2 separate regions of the Homo sapiens genome follow, and region 1 is linked to region 2. Evidence: chromatin loops called from intact Hi-C (ENCODE). Cell type or tissue: sigmoid colon. All regions are shown on one strand. Links, peaks and the distances in the headings refer to the core of each region. The heading gives the core; the rest is flanking DNA.

What was found. A loop is a pair of places that touch in the nucleus more often than their neighbours do. Peaks named below come from ENCODE experiments on the same cell type or tissue, not always from the same donor. Only the 100,000 strongest peaks of a DNase experiment are listed, where the experiment ranks them.
Region 1: it touches region 2 in a loop (8-fold over the local background); 2 of 110 quality-filtered maps call a loop at or near these places.

What each region holds. Positions count from the first base shown.
Region 1 is chr17:15,347,000-15,355,339 of GRCh38, forward strand. No RefSeq gene overlaps it. Among named protein-coding and RNA genes, the nearest start is that of TEKT3, 9.6 kb to the left of the region's middle. In sigmoid colon, for the core only: no CTCF peak of the experiment used is centred there; DNase peaks (open chromatin) are centred at 4,352 and 5,152; H3K4me3 peaks cover 710 bases; H3K27ac peaks cover 1,806 bases.
Region 2 is chr17:15,427,625-15,435,903 of GRCh38, forward strand. No RefSeq gene overlaps it. Among named protein-coding and RNA genes, the nearest start is that of CDRT4, 36 kb to the right of the region's middle. In sigmoid colon, for the core only: no CTCF peak of the experiment used is centred there; DNase peaks (open chromatin) are centred at 3,827, 4,387, 5,817, 6,867 and 2 weaker places; H3K27ac peaks cover 3,946 bases.

The sequences.
Region 1 (8,340 bases), core at 256-8,255, 81 kb before region 2:
ATGTGTGTGTGTGTGTGTGGGTGTGTGTGTGCATGAAGGTGATTCATGGAAAAGTAAAGAAAAAAAGAGTAAGAGAGGTGAAAGAGGTATAGTTGTCCTTTGGTATCCTTGGGGAACTGGTTCCAGGACCCCATAAATATCAAATTCTCAGATGCTCAAATCCCTTATATAAAAATAACATAGTATTTGCACATAACCCACATATATCCTCCCATATAGTTTAAATCACCTCTAAATTACTTATAATACCTAATACAATGTAAATGCCATGTAAATAGTTGTTATACTTTATTTTTTTATTTGTATTATGTTTTATTGTTGGATTGTTGTCTTTATTTTTTAAAAATATTTTCTATCCACAGTTGGTGAATCCAAGGATGTGGAATCTATAGATATGGAGGGCTGATGGTATATGGGGATGTGAGTGAGGAGTGGAAGGGGAGGGCTGATGGTATATGGGGATGTGAGTGAGGAGTGGAGGGGAGGGCTGATGGTATATGGGGGTGTGAGTGAGGAGTGGAAGGGGAGGGCTGATGGTATGTGGGGGTGTGAGTGAGGAGTGGAAGGGGAGGGCTGATGGTATGTGGGGGTGTGAGTGAGGAGTGGAAGGGGAATGTTAGGAAGTGGAAAAAGAAAACGCTGCCTTTATAGCCAAACTGTCTCTAACCTGCTGATTTCTTCTAAAACCTTTTAAGTCCATACTTACATTTATAGCTATGTAAACAGAGAAATTGGTAATATTTGCATTGTAGGAGAGGTAACAGAAATGTCTTCCATCTCAATTTTATAGTAATATAGTTTCTAGACGTGTTTTTTCACTGTTGTTGCAAATCACTTAGAAAAAAGTGGTATTTTACTCAAATTTTCATCATCAATATCAATGGTATTATTTTCCTTGATTTCTGCACTGGGAATCTGTACTTTTAGAAACAGCAATGTCAATCTATGAACTGGATGTGGGATCTGAATGGACTTAACGGGTAGAATATGACATTAATATTTACATAAAAGGGCTTCATGGAAGATTGGTTAGGAACCTCAGCTGGGTGTGTAATGCATTCATTGAGAATTTTTATCACTTACAACGGCAAGGTGATACCAGTTGTCACGGCTGTGTTTTGCTTATGTTACTAAGCTATTAAAAGGGGTGTGTATCACTGTCAGCTTTTTCAATTGAATAGACTTTTTCAGAGCATGAAATTGCAGGGCACGCCTTGCTGGGAATGCTTCCAGAGAGCCAAGATGTGTAAACTCAGCCAGGATTATTCTTATCTGAATATCTATCCCGTGTTTAGTAGATGGAAGAGCTATGATTCAAGAGGTTAAGTGATATGCCCAAGGTCACAGTCACATTTTTGCTCATGATCAGTCTCCTGACCAAGTAGAAAGTGGTGGGTTTCCACAGTGCTCTCTTTAGCTTCTCTGAGAGCCATTATGTTATTGTTGTATGTTTTCACAGATTGCCACTCCTGTTAGACTATGAGTCCCATGAGAATAAGGACAGTGTTTTTCCAGCCTTCATCACAGGAACCATTTTTGAAGCACCTGCTCTGTGCAAGCCTCATATACCTCATTTATATCTCTCAGACTAACCCCATGAGATTTATAACAGTACTTCTCTTTTACAGAGACTTAGAGGTTAGGTAACTTGACCAAGGCCACATTAGCTAGAAGGTGATACAGCTGGAATTCAACCTAGGATGTCTGACCCCAAAGCCTGTGATCTTTCCCCTACCTCAAATGGCTGTACATTTTTCCTGTGCATTCTCCTTGTTAGTCCTTAGCACTGACTGACCATCGGGCTAGGCCTGTGGTGCACTTCTGCTATGTGTTTATTGAATGAATGCATGGATGGATGAGAATCATAACTTGGGAAACAATGACCAGCTTTCCTCCTGGAACTTACTGGTGGTGTGGTATTGGGCAAACCCCCAGATCAACTGGATCTCTCCATAAGAAGAAAACAATAATGCCTCACTAGTCCGAAGGGAAGATAATGAATCAGATGCTCTATCGAAGTCTTTTCCAGAAAACAGACTGAAGCTGGGATGCTCGCTTGTAAATGGTTCTTGGAGAGCCCATCAGGCATGGAACCTATTTCTATAGGAACTGTCTGCTCCTCTTTTTGTCCTGGGAGAAATGTAACTCAAGGGAAAAGAAATCAAGGTTGGAGTTATCAGGTGAGATGCATTGTGAGTAATCAACAACCTCCCCAGCAGCCAAGATGGCTAGACAATCAATCAGTCTTCGTGCCTGAAGACTTTCTTGTATCATCTGGGACTACCCTGAACTTTAACCTTAAAGTTTCACTTATAAGGTCCTGGTATTATTCACCGACAGTCCTATGTCATAAATTAATCATCATCAACAACAAAAATGACTCATATTAAGCATTATAGGGAGATCCTTATAACCTAAAGAAGCAGATAGAAACACAGATGGGATACTTAGAGTGGGGAAAAATGCTTGGTTTAATGTTGTTAAGAGTCATTAAATGGTAACCATTGGATTATGGATAGTGTTGTGTTATAGATTGTATTTTGTACTATGTATTTAAAAAACGGGGAACTATACCAAGGCTACCTAAAAAGATCTGACATTTTAAGATCTGAGGGCATTTATAATATGCTCTCTATGATTCTGTAGAAACCGAGTATTATAAAGAAACATTGACTACTACTAACAGAAGGACACAAACTGGTCTAAGGAGGCTGATATCTTATCAGAGGTACATGGTGTTTCATCCAGATAAGCCAATAGGACCTTTATTAGTTTAGAACAATTACCTTTTGAGCTCAGCTACTACCACTAGTAAGAAGTTAGAATCTTCTTAAGAGGAAGACAGAGCATGTCAAACAGAATCAGAGAGTCAACATCTCTAATTTACCATCAGTCATGCAATCACTGAACAATTTGTAACTCTCAGTAGCATGCAAGACAATGAATTATGAAATGTGAGTGACAGTGGTGTACTGGAACTGGGTCATACTGGCTTGCAAGACTATTGTTAAATTTTCAAGAATTTTGCAAGCTCATTAAGCACAGCCTTTATTAAAAACTACATTATATAAATTTACTGTTTAGTAAATTATATTAAAACAATGGCAACAGATACCCAAAATTTATCACCTTCTAATTATTTCACAATATTTTATTGTTTTATGTCTTGAAGTTTATTTTCATCTATTGTATCTTTATAATGGAAACACTTTATCGTGATGTACTACTGAGCATCTCTTCCCAACTCTGACATCAGCAACATTGGTAGCTTGAAAATGACTACAGTGGGAGTATTTACATTATGGAAATGATCAATAGCCACAAAGCAAGGCTTGATTTATAGTTTTGTTGATTGTCTAAACTCAAGAAAGTGATGGAAAGTATAATGCACATTAAAGTATCTCCTGTTTGTAGCCATGAAATTGTGACAGGCACACACACACACACACACACAAATTGAAGCTACATTCTCCCACTATTTGAAAATAATTATCTGATTCAGCAAAGAAGTCATTCGTGTCATTAAAGTTTCCATATACATCTTCATTTTTGTCTTGTTAATGTGAACGGAGCTGTCAACCAACATTCATGTTGGACTCCTCTTATTCATTAATTGCAACTACAGGTTGGTTAGAAATACAAGAGTTTGGCAAAAATCAACAAAATAATTCTGTAAAAACCAACTGGCTATATGGAATTTATAATACAGAGTATTTGTATATTTTATTACTATTTATAAATTATAAGCTAAGAATTGTTTAATATCATTAAAATATAATAAACATTATGTACAGATACATACATTTTTCCCCAGAGATTCAGCTGTTAAATGTTTGTATCACTGTGAATGGGCCCCTGTTTCTGTCCTTAAGAGGTTAACATTTGGTGGGACGTGGGCAAAAATCCTACAGTGCAGGCTCTGGTGTGGTCAAAGCCATCAGAAAGAAACCCAGTCTCTTCGGAGCTCAGAAGAGGAAAAAGCACTGCCAGCCAGGAAAAACTGAAAGTTTTCATTTACGGGCTACAGAGAAAATTGTGTAGATCTTTAAACTGACAAGAGTTTGTGGAAACAAAAGCAGAGTTGGATATAGATAGATGTGCTGTATTTTTATAAAATATTTGAAATGTCATTTCTCAGTGATTTAATAAGAAAGTTAATTTATTTTTGTTGACATTGTTGGAAATAGTTTATCTTTTGTTTATAAACCAGAAACAGCCAGAGTCTGGCGTGTGTTAACTTGAGTCTGATTTGTGCTGGTCTTTGTCTAATTTACGTTCGCTTCAGTCAGCCAGTTATGAGGTTGCCAGGCTGTGGAGATGAAGGTGGCAGATAGCGGGCTGAGTCTTCCACAACCTTAGCGCAAGCTTCCAACACAGCTTGTCAGGCTATATAGGGAAGAATCTATTCAGCTTAGGGTGTGCGTGCTGACTGTGGGCCCCTGGGGAAGGAAGCCTCTCTAGCTATCTCTTTACGAAGCTATAGCAGACGCTGTCCACACTTCAACCCATGTCTCCTCGGACCCTTTGATCATTTTCCTGAGCACAGACTCCCCGTATGCTTATTCTTACATCTCCTTGAAGATGAACTGTCCTCAGGCTGCCAGAATCTACTTTGCTTAGGCAAGAAAGCCTGGAAGTGCTTGGGAATTTGTGCCTCAGGCCAATCCATAACCAAAGACTAATGAGTTCTGGGGTATAAATACCCCAGATGCTCTTCTCCTGAGGCGTGACCCTCTGAGGCATGACCTACCCTGTTTCCAGAGCTCCTCCTGTGGGAATGAACCAAAGTTACCCTCCTGGGACTTTGCTGGATACCACATTCCTGCATCTCCCAACTTCCCTTCTATAATAGATCCTACTTCCCCATTTCTTTCCCAGTTTTTCCCAGTAGAACATTTCTTGATAAATCACTTTCACACTAATCCTTGGAGTCTTCTTCTGGTGAACCTGACCTAAGACAGTGGCCATGTTTTATGTGGTGTGTTCCCCACCCCCATTTATTGGCCATGAATGTTTGGACCACAGGTAAACACCCAGCTCAAAGGTGGCCCCTCTGTGGACTGGCCAGTGGATTGAGGTGGCATAGCTCAAGTGCCAACCTAGGCAGATCCTCTCTCTCATGGGGTTTGATATTGAGTCATATAGAGAGTGACTGAGTCATCATATTTGATATTGCAAAACTCTGGCTGAGATTCACGACTCGATCTGCCAAGAAGCAATGAGATAACTCTCACTGGAGCCTTCTTACATTCTGAAGGACTTTGTCGTTTGCAAACATGCTCCCATTTCCATGGCATTTCTTAATTCTATGTGATTCCTTCCTATAATCCTCATTACTCAAGGTAATGGGATGTCTCTGGTCCTCAAAAAGCCTAAAATACAAGCTAGGAATCACCTCATTGAGGGACCTAATTTTCTGGCCATTTATTGCTGAATTATTTAGGGAAAGGGCCCTGAAAATTATCAAAGAGGCCATAATGATTTGAGTAGAAGCAACATGGAGCCAAATTAGCATTCATATAAGTTGGATAATGAAGATGAGGGAATCTATTTGAGATATTAAAAAGCTGAAAGGAAGCAGACTAGTGTTCTTACCTGAGGTAGAAAAAGCAGCTGAACCTCCTTTTGTCTTCCATATCTTCTGTCTTCCTCTCATTTGCAGCAGCCAAGATGGGGCTATCAAGTTGGGGAGCAGATAGTAGAAACAATGAGGGAAGAGTCTATATACTAGGAGTGTTGGAGCCCTTGAGTTTACAGTTGCCTTTTAAGTCTTTCAATGTCTTTTACTCAAGAAAGCACTTTAGTTCTAGTGATGAAAGAATCAGGCTAGACCAGAAACTGAGGCATGCTGTTTAGGGCTTGTTCTCTATCTAGATTAAAAAGGAGCTTTTGACCCAGCCCAGATCACTAGGGGCAAAAAAGAGACAGGAATTCAGGGCAGATATTTTGTTCAGAAATGCAGGTCGAACAATCTTTGGGGTATCAGGCCAGGTAGGGTATGGAGATGAGAGGTACCAACTCTACAATTCTCCATATTGAAAATGGAAGGTCAATATTTTATAGCCACAAGCAAATGCAAACAAATACAATTCATGTTTGCCTGGAATCAACATCACCTCCCCCTCTCCCACTCTGCACTTCTCTGAAATACTCATAAAAATCCTAAGTGCTCCTCAAAAGCCAATAATTAGCTCATCAGAGTCACACTACACAGACATATCTCCTCTGCTAGTACATTCCCTAGTGCAGGACAAGACACATCAAAATTGCCCAGAGAGCTTTTAAAATGTAGATTTCAGGGTCTCATCCCAAGAGGAACTGATTCAGTAAGCCAAGGATGAGGTCTGCGAACCCATACAAACTTTATTACAAATGAGCAGTTTACTTGGATTTGAGCAATGATACTAGATCTTAAATTTTATACAGATGATCTTACTGTATGTTAATCTTAAGGCTTTTTAAAGGCAAAGAAACTATCTTCTTTATTGATTTCCTTTGTTTGAGGTGCATATTTTTATGCGTTCATAAGCTATATTATAAACAGCTGCCAATTTTTGGCTAGTGAGATTTTAAAAGTAGTTATTTATAGGTCTAATTTAACTTTAAATGTTTTAAAGTCTCTAAGAGGAACCTTCAAATCTCTCCTGTTCCTCCCTCATCTGCTCTATGAAGCACACATTTTCTTTGAGAAGAGGTTTCAGATAATGGAATTGAAGTTAGTCAAATCACAGAAAGTGAAACCTAGAGGGATTTTAATAGCTCCCCAGTTCAGCCCCCTCATTAGATGAGAAAATTGAGGCCAAAAAGTTTAATTGATTTGCCCAAAGTCAGCCAAGTGCTTGAGACAAGTATCTCCAACATCGTTTGGTCTCTCCCTTATACCCGGGAGGCCTGGTGCGAATATTCTCATTGGAATTTTATTTCTGGTGCCATTCTGCAAACAGCACTTTCTGGCCAAATTGAGCAGATATGAGTGCGCTATCCCTGAAATCACCCCATCTAGGCAGCTCCATCTCCCATCTGCTACAAAGGATCTATCCGCCACTGCCTATAGACTTCCTTAAGGAAGAAACTTCAAAATTCTAAGTTAAAAAAAAAAAAGCAAATTTCATCATGCCTCAAAATACCGTAATGTTTCTCACTTACCTAAATCTCTGGGGCCTGCTTACACATATCTGCTGAGCATATCTACCTAGACATTCTCTTTATATATACATACATAAAAGGTATTTATATAAATACTGTAGGTATTGATATATACATATATACGCATATACACACACTTACATACCTACATATCTACATGTATATCTCTACTTCCCTGTAAATTATTTGTCTGAGTCCAAAGTAAGAGTCATAAACTCCACACTGTATTGGTTCTTCTTATCTCATCCAGCACAACCACCTTTGGATTGTCATTCAACTGAAAAATAAACAGAAAACACAGTGGGCACTGTGATGCTCTGTAGGCAATCGTGTGCACCTCTCCATGTCCAGGGCCAAGCAGATTACTCATAGCTGCCCACAAGCCAAGTGCCATTCCCCTTGCTTCTACCCAACCCTTCAAAGTCACCGATGCTCTGAGGACACTAGGTGTGTCATTGATGTGAATTCCAAAAGGGATCATCTACTGCTTAGCCCCTGTAGAAATCTGGTACTGCAGAGGCCCAGACATGACAGTGTCTGCCCCCGTGAGACAGTGTCTGAGGTTCATGTGCACTCTGCCCTCTGCCATGTGTCAGAGCCCCAGCTTCCATGCTTTGGGCAGGTGACAAGTGGGTTGACTTATGGATGCCCCAGTTGTTCAGTAGCCAGGTCATGGTCAACCCTTTGCTCCCAGTTTTGAACGCTTCTTCTTTTCTGTATAACCCACCCTGCCAACTAAATGTTTCCTTTTCTCCATGTGCCATGGTGTGGAAAGGGCTGGGAAGTGCTGCCCAGGATGTGCATCTACTAAGCATTCCTGAGGGCCACAGTTACCTGCTGTAGCAGCTCCCCAATCCCCCATCTGGGGTCCCCACTGCAGCGAGGGAGCTGTGTGCTCCAGCAGGACGAGAGTGGCAGGAGACGTTTTTCTATCTAAGGTGGCTCCCATGGCACAGAGGAAAGAACACAGGCTCAGGAATGAGACAGACCTGCTGCATTGGTAGCCTTGGTTTTGCCCCCTACTCATGCAAGACATTGAACAAACCATTTTAACCTCTCTGAGGCGGTTCCAAGATGGCCGAATAGGAGCAGCTCCAGTCTACAGCTCCCAGCATGAGAGACGCAGAAAACGGGTGATTTCTGCATTTCCAGCTGAGCTTTGAAGAGAGTAATGGTTCTCCCAGCACGGAGTTT
Region 2 (8,279 bases), core at 280-8,279:
GATTTATATTTTGAGATCACTCAAGCACCAGGATCTCTGATCGTCCTGTTTGTGCATTCTAGAAGCCAGGACTCCCCCACCACCATGCACATAGGTTTCTAAAGAACCTACAGGAAAAGAAGCTCAAATATGAGGTGCCCATACATCCCACTGCTTCAATTTCCTCAGGAATGAGCCCCAGAAAGCCACTGAGACACTCAAGGAAGCAGCATGGGAAGACGAGGGGATGAGCTGCCTCAGGAAGCTCATTTCAGCAATGGTTGGAGTGGAGAAAAAGTGGAACCAGCCTGAATACCCATCAGAAAGAGAAATGGATACATGAGCTCTGGCATTTCTCTGCAATCCAAAAAATCGAGGCAATTTTACATTAACAGGGAGAGATGTTAAGCGGAAAAAGCAAGTTGCAAGATATGTATAGTGATCTCATTAAAAATAACTGTGTGTATTATGTGTATACATACATTAAATATATATGTGTATTTGTACTGAAAAAGACGAGTCTGAAAGGATATATGCCAAGCTGTAGACAGTGGTTACTCCTTGGGGTAGATGTCAAGGGAGAGAAGTTTCCACCATTTACTTCAGATACGCAACAGAAGCAAGATTTGATAGGTGTTGAAGTCAGAGGAACTGACCTTATGTCAGGGGTTCTGAAATTTTTTTTAATAAAATACATAAGAATAAAAACAAACCCATTTTGTTGAAACTAAATAATCAAAGCTTTTTTAAACACAGATGTGTGCTAAGTATACTTTGGGTTTTCTTTACTAATGCATTAAATAGCAAGATGTAGCAGCAAGTCCAACGACTACCATCATTTCAAAGAAGAAATGAGCAGACACAATATTTCAAGATATCTGCAACTGTCACGTGGTATGAAAATTTCTGTGATTCCCAGTGCCAACAAAGTCACAGGTATTGGTAATACTTCACTGAAGGAAATGCTCATATCCAGTGAGAGGTTTAATAAAAACAAAGCTATAATTTTTTTTCCCATCCAAGTGCAAGGACTCCTGGATTCTATTTGTGGATGTCTTGAAAGTCCGCGGGAGCCAGGTTAAGAACTCTGAGGATTTCTGCATTCTAGAAAGTCAGCATTCATTTCTTGGTCAAATCTTGCTTTTCTTCTGAGAGGGCTCACTTTGGAGTTTATTTGTGCGGATTTATGTTTTGGGGGTGTCCAGAGTTAGTGAAGTAACCCAAAAGCTGCTGCCTTTGATGTGGATGTAAAACATTCTATTGGGTGATATGAAATCGGTCTTTTATTGAGACTGGGCCTTTGCTAATTTACAGAAAGATTTTTCAATAAATAAAGAAATAAAGGCTGCACTTTCTTTTTTATTTTTTTTTAATTTTTATTTATTTATTTATTTTGAGATGGAGTCTCACTCTGTCGCCCAGGCTGGAGTGCAATGGCACAATCTCTGCTCACTGCAACCTCCATCTCCCGGGGTTCAAGTGATTCTCCTGCTTCAGCCTCCCAAGTAGCTGGGATTACAAGTGCCCACCACCACACCCAGCTAATTTTTGTATTTTTACATTTAGTATTTCACATTAGTAGAGACGGGGTTTCACCATGTTGGCCAGGCTGGTCTCGAACTCCTGACCTCAAGTGATCTGCCCGCCTCAGCCTCCCAAAGTGCTGGGATTACAGGTGTGAGCCACCGTGCCCAGCCTAAGGCTGCACTTTCATTATTTTATTCAGTGTTTCTGGTGGTGATGGTGGTGGTCATTGTGATGGTGATGTTGAAGGTAGAGGTGGAGGTGATGGTAATGATGGTGATGGCAGTGATGGTGGTGGTGGTCATGGTGGTAGTGCTGGGGTTGCAGGTGGAGATGGAGGTGGTGGTGGTGGTGATGGTGGTAATGAAGGTGGAGGTGGAGGTGATGGTCACAGTGATGGTGGTGGTGATGGTGGTGGTAGTGGTATGGTGGTGATGGTCATGGCGGTAGTGATGGGGTTGCAGATGAAGATGATGAAGGTGGTCATTTGGTGGTGGTGGAGATGCTATGTGTGTTCTGTTTGAAAGCTATGGGTGATTATAAGTCTTAACTTCCCCCATGTTCTGGCAGTGGGACTCTAAAGAGGACCAGACAAAAGCCCCCTGCTCTGCTAAATCATTCTGACGCTCCAAATGCACTGTATTTCCTGACTGAACAAGTCGTGCAACAGAAAGTGTACTGTTGGATGTTGCAGTTTTCTTTTCCACACCAGGAAAACTAAACTACATCTCATGGATGAGGCTGTTGTTGTTCTCAGGGGTAATTTTGTCTATGATCAAGAAAAGAGGGAACCTATGGACAGGGCAAAGTAAGGTGCAGGACGCCCCAGTACCTCCAGGATTAAGGAAAAACTAGACCTGGATTTTGAGTTATGCAGATACACTGAGATCCATGTTGAAGGGTGAGCCGGCCCTCACCAGGGAACAGAAATCACATTTAGGTTGTGATTTAGGCCACCACCCTCCGCCCGCCATCCACCACCCCATCCAGAGTAGCCACTTATGGTAGCAATTGTAATTTACTCTGTTTAGCTTCTGATATCCCCAATCCGTCACAGCAGACATGGTTGGCTGTGGCGAACCTAGCAGAGCTGTGCTTTGGGAAGCTGCAGGGGGACCGAATAGCTATGGTGGGGAAGGGCAGAACAGCAGTGGCCTGGGATCCTGCAGCAGCTGCTTCAGGGAGGAGATGGGTGGCCGGAGGGGACCAGTGGCCATTAGGGTGGTTTTGTGGAATACGCAAGCATTTCTTAGAGCTTCCCAGAAAGTAGGCGGAAACTCCCCTTTGTCCTCAGGCTGGAGCTCCTACTCCTAATACCTGAGTATTAAAGAACATATGCTCCCCCTAAGTTTGACAGGGTCAGCGTCACTTGTCAATTACACTTCAAGAAAACCTAAGTTACTTGCAACAAGCATCATTTAATTTTGATTAATTTAAATTTGATTAATTTAAAGGATAATCAATGAAGCTCAAAAGGTAGAGAAGAAGGGAAAGGAGGGAGGGAGGCAATGGGAAGAAAGAAAGTTGAAGAAAGGAAAGGAAGGAAAGAAGAGTAAAAGACAGAGTGAGGAGTACTATGGCTATAACCAAAGAGGTTGGAAGGAGATAGAACGAGGGCAAGGTCACGGTTGAAATGCACCCCACACCGCAGTCTACAGAGAGGCCCCCGGAAATCTGGCCACGCCAGTAGGGAGCAGGGGCTGTCTGCCACAGTCAAGAAATGAGAGGCAGAGCTAGTCCTTTTGCTCTGGAGAACTAGAAATGTGAGGTGGGGTCCAGCAGGCCAGGAGCCAGATGCTGAAGGCTTAGACCTGGCACCTGCCCCAGGTCTGGAGAGGACATTGAGGAAGGCTTGAGGTCTCCTTTGTAGCTGCCCAGCTCAGCCCTCTAGGATAGAGAGGCAGTCAGGGAATAAGAGTCCTGGAACAAACAGTGTACACATGTTTGACACTTCCTCTGTGCTGTCACTATACAGGGCTACAGACAGAGATGCCCTAACCTAAAGCCTGACTGAACCAGGGGTCGCTCCATGGCGCTACAGAAACAGACCTGGATGTAGGGGCTGAATATAACCCGAAAGCAGCTTTGCAAAGTTTTAAAAACCTACGCAGCCACTCACATTCAACTTGGCCAAAAATTCGCCATGACCTCACTCCTTTTTATGAGCAGCTGTCCTGATACTAATCCTGCCTCTTTCCATAATCCCTCTTTCATGAGACTGAGAGAACAACACGTCATGAGCCTAAAGCAAATACACTCACAGAGCCCTGCACTTCGTAACTCGCATCACCACTGCAATGCGATCATGCGCTTGTCTAATGCTCCACTGCCAGAACGTAAGCTTGATTGCGTCTCCTGTGTCCACGGCTGGGGCCCTGGCACAGGCAGCACTGGGTGCATATTTGTTGGATGCCTGTTGGCATGCTGCAAACATGGGAACAAGGAGCAAGCTGGGTCTGGGAAATTACGTCCCTTCTGATGAAGGCTAAAGAAAAGGAAATCTACTTGGAATTCCATCAGATAGGTATGGATTGGTCATTTAAAAGAATAGAATCACTATATGTTAAGTTTTTTGAACTTGTGCCTCCCGTCCCTTCTCTCTCTCTAATATCCCGTAAGGAAGGGTACATGAAAGGAACTTACTGAAGAGTTCACTCAAATCATACTCTTGGGTCTAGACGGAACCTTCATAACCTTCATAGCAGAGCTGCCTACTCAGTGCTTCAAACTTTACAAAAAGCCAAGTGGTTTTTCCAGCCTGTGGATATGATGAAAGAAACCACCTCTTCCCAGTGCACTTTAGATTGGGTGCTAAGCCTTGTTCTCACAAATCACTTGCTCAATAAATACTTGAGCACCGACTCTGTGCCAGGCCGTTGCAGGGCTCTGGAAATATAACGGCAAACACAGCTGACCTCACCCAGGTCTCATGGGACCTCCAGCCTCACCATCCTACCTCTGCTGGTCCAGGGACACACGGTAAACTGGCCACATGAAGAGGGGTCTCCAACGGGGCTGCTTCACAGTAGAGGAGCCATGGCTGAAACTGGGGTCAGCAGCTACTGGACAAACACATCTGCTCTACTTGAGAACACCAGCAGGGTTGTCATGGGTAACACCAATGAAGAGGAGATCTGAATTTAGGGGAAGCTGCCTGCACTTGGAATTGAGAGGCCCAAGTTCCAATCTCGAAAGGGCTCTCCTCCTTCCATAATTATCTAATCAACTAGGGAGCATAGGCCTAAGCCTATGGGAGCTTAAACAAGCTCCAAAATGCAAAAATGTGAGCAAGAGACCTTGGCACATTGAAGGCCACCTTTCTTCCTTCCACAAGTTAGAACTTCTGGAACTAACTTTGCTCTCCATAAAAACCCTCCCCATTGGCAGACACACAGAAACAACCCCAAGGGTCAGGTTTTTAACTTGCCTGAAATCCTGTGGCCTCTCACATCCCTTTGTCTACCAAAAATAATGGAATGCTCCAGGTGGCTGACCAATTGAATCTAGAAAGGAAGTGAATTGATACCATGAGCTTTGCTGGGCCCCCAGCAATAGAAGCTTCCTAGAAAGGCCATAGATGGGGTTGGAATTTCCATTGGCCCTGGAATATAGGGCCTGGGAGAAAAGACAAGGTCTCAGCACCAAGTCCAAGGTCTTTTCCATGCCATCTGCTGCCCTGAGCAGTGTGCTAACAAGAGTGGGCACCTGTATATTCTGGCCTGCCCCATAAAGAAATCAGATAATTGTCAGGCTCAAGGCAGAGAATATGGGGTGGCTTCAAGCCCCACCTAACATGAGGTATTCCTTCATCTCCATCTGGCCCTGCCCAGCATGCCCCCATGTTCCCACACACATGCTCAGAGCTGGGGACAGGCCCAGCCTAGCCATGCCTTACAGATCTAGGACACTGTTGTGGGGTTTGCAAGCACCACAGTAGCTGGCTGAAGCCTTGGGTTCCTGGTGAGAGACAGAGGGAAGGTGATGTGGGGATGTGTAGTGAAAGAAGAAGACAGAGGTTTTCCTGATTGCTTGACAAACATAAGCCCAGCCCTTAGCTTCAGCCCAGGCTCTGACAACATCAGATCACAATAAACCTCAGGTTGTGTTTACTCCCCTTCCCTGGCTCTACCTCCCCTGGTTTCTCAATCTGTCTACTCTTATCTGGCACTGATAATGTGTGGGCTCTGAAAATGTGCCCTTTGGTCTAAAAGTGTGGGGATTCCAAAAAGCCTCCAAGAATGAATGACTCAATCAAGGCTGAAAAGAGCCACATTGTCCAGATGTGTACATCTGCTTGGACCCAGCTCGCAAAGCACTTTAACCATCTTTTCACAACCGCTGTCCACATGGAGTGAGGCTGCAGGGCCGGCATTCCTACTCCTAGATTCTCATCTTCCTGGATGCATCGTCAGTCCCTGGTTGGGATTCCACCACCGAGAGCTGCGCTGCTCCATGTGACTCCTCCACTGCCTCTGAAGACCCCCTTTAGGACCCAAGGATCAAAATCCCTACCTCAGGGTGCCCGTCTTGTTTTCCCTGTCCTAAAAAAAAAAAAAAAAAAAAAGACTAAGGGACTGGTCATACTGCTCTGGTCTCATTCCAAAGTGGCTCTTACACTTGCTGTTGATAAACTCGATAACTGCTCCTTGTTTAGGTCTCACCCGACCTCTATTCCAGTTAGAGGGCTCCTGGGCCACCCCCAAATATCTGGCTTGCCCACATCTGCACTGCGCCTTTGTTTATGCAGTTACCTCCTTGAACACTTTCCTGCAGCTTTTTTTTTTTTTTTTTTTTTTTTTGACACAGTTTCGGTCTTGTTGCCCAGGCTCTAGAGTGCAATGGCGCGATCTTGGCTCACTGCAACCTCCACCTCCCGGGTTCAAGTGATTCTCCTGCCTCAGCCTGCTGAGTAGCTGGGATTACAGGCACCCAACACCATGCCTGGCTAATTTTTTCTGTATTTTAGTAGAGACGGTGTTTCACCATGTTGGCCAGGCTGGTGTCAAACTCCTCACCTCAGGTGATTCATCCATCTCAGCCTCCCAAAATGCTGGGATTACAGGTGTGAGCCACCGTGCCCAGCCTCCTGCAGCCTCTTATCTGTCATGCAGACTAATCTCCTTTAAGACATGCTCCCAGGCCACTGCTAAAAAGGCTGCAGAATGTGGAACTATTTGATGTCCTAATAGCCCCTGCCAACATGAAAATGACCAGCAGGCTCAGTCATGTTGCCGAGGTTAAACTTCAACTGTTTAAACGCCAACCGTGGAATTTGCAAATGGGTAAATACCATACTCTGTACAAGGAGCCAAAGAATCTGCTCAAAGCAGCTGCTCAATGTGTGTCAGACGGGGCCTTAGTTACAGAGCAACACAGACGGACTAACAAAATACATATTCTGATGTTTCATGAACCTACTACGTCAGGGAGACTAATTGAAACAGCTCTCCTGCCAAGCAGACAATTCCATATGCAGAGGAGATAAATAAAAAGAGGCTGCGGGCTGTGGAACATTAGAGAAAGCCAGGTCCCTCTGAGAGATGTAAGTTAAATATGTTTAGTGTAACCTGAGATACCCCGGGCCTCTCCAGCTTGGACAGACCGATGAGGTTACATTAGGAATAACCTGCATTCCACTCCATGCCCTGGCTGCTCGTGATGAACTTCAGGCCTTAGCAAGGGCTCCATGTCTATTTCTGGGAGTGCCAAGGATGTCTCTTGGTTCCTCATGAGCAAAGCTGGTCCTGCCAACCACCCATTGGGTCTACCAGACCTGGCTGTTTCTTGTCCATACCCAGAGCGGTGGGACCTTCTTGTTGATGCATTGTGAAGTCAAGATCTCGCCCCACTTTTTATGTGTACCCCAGGGCCTTCCAGGATTTTTAGTGAAAGAGCTGTTTGAGAGTTTGAATCATTGATCGCCACGCACATGGCACTCAGGAAGAGCTGAACCAAGGGACAAATCTGAGCATCAGACATGGCAGGTCATCCTCCTCCCCCAGGATCAGCCTCCTCCCCCAGTGACCAAGGCTTCATTACTGGATCCAGCTGCTTCTTCTCTGGCGGAATTCATATAGTCATGGCTGGTTAAGTCTCGGTGTTAGCCAGACCTGCGAGTCCCAGCTCGGGCTTAAGCAGAGTTCCCCATTCAAAGGAATTAGACTCTTTTTCTTTGTTAAATTGCCTTAGGAGGTAATGCTTCTGGACCACAGTCACGGAACACAGACAATTTCTACCACAACATCAGATGTTAATGATATCCTAGGCTCATGCTTGTGTTGTTATAATAGGCTGAGAATTAAATTAATTTAAACAATGATATCTATAGAAAAATTATTTTGCCAGGTGCGGTGGCTCATGCCTGTAAACCCCAACACTTTGAGAGGCCAAGGCGGGCAGATCACCTGAGGTCAGGAGTTCAAGACCAGCCTGACCAACATGGGGAAACCCCATCTCTACTAAAAACACAAAAATTAGCCAGGCCTGGTGGCGGGTGCCTGTAATCCCAGCTACTCAGGAGGCTGAGGCAGAAGAATTCTTGAACCTTGGCAGTGGAGGTTGCAATGAGCAGAGGTTGTGCCATTGCCCTCCTGCCTGGGTGACAGAGCAAGACTGTGTCTCAAAAAAAAAAAAAAAAAAAAAAACCCACACACAGAAAAATTATTTTAATTTATAGAGTGCATACTTTTCTAAAAACTATTAAATGCTTAGAAATTTTAAAAAACCAACTGTGCAACCTTCAGTAAGTTACCATACCACTCTGCCCTTGAAGGTAT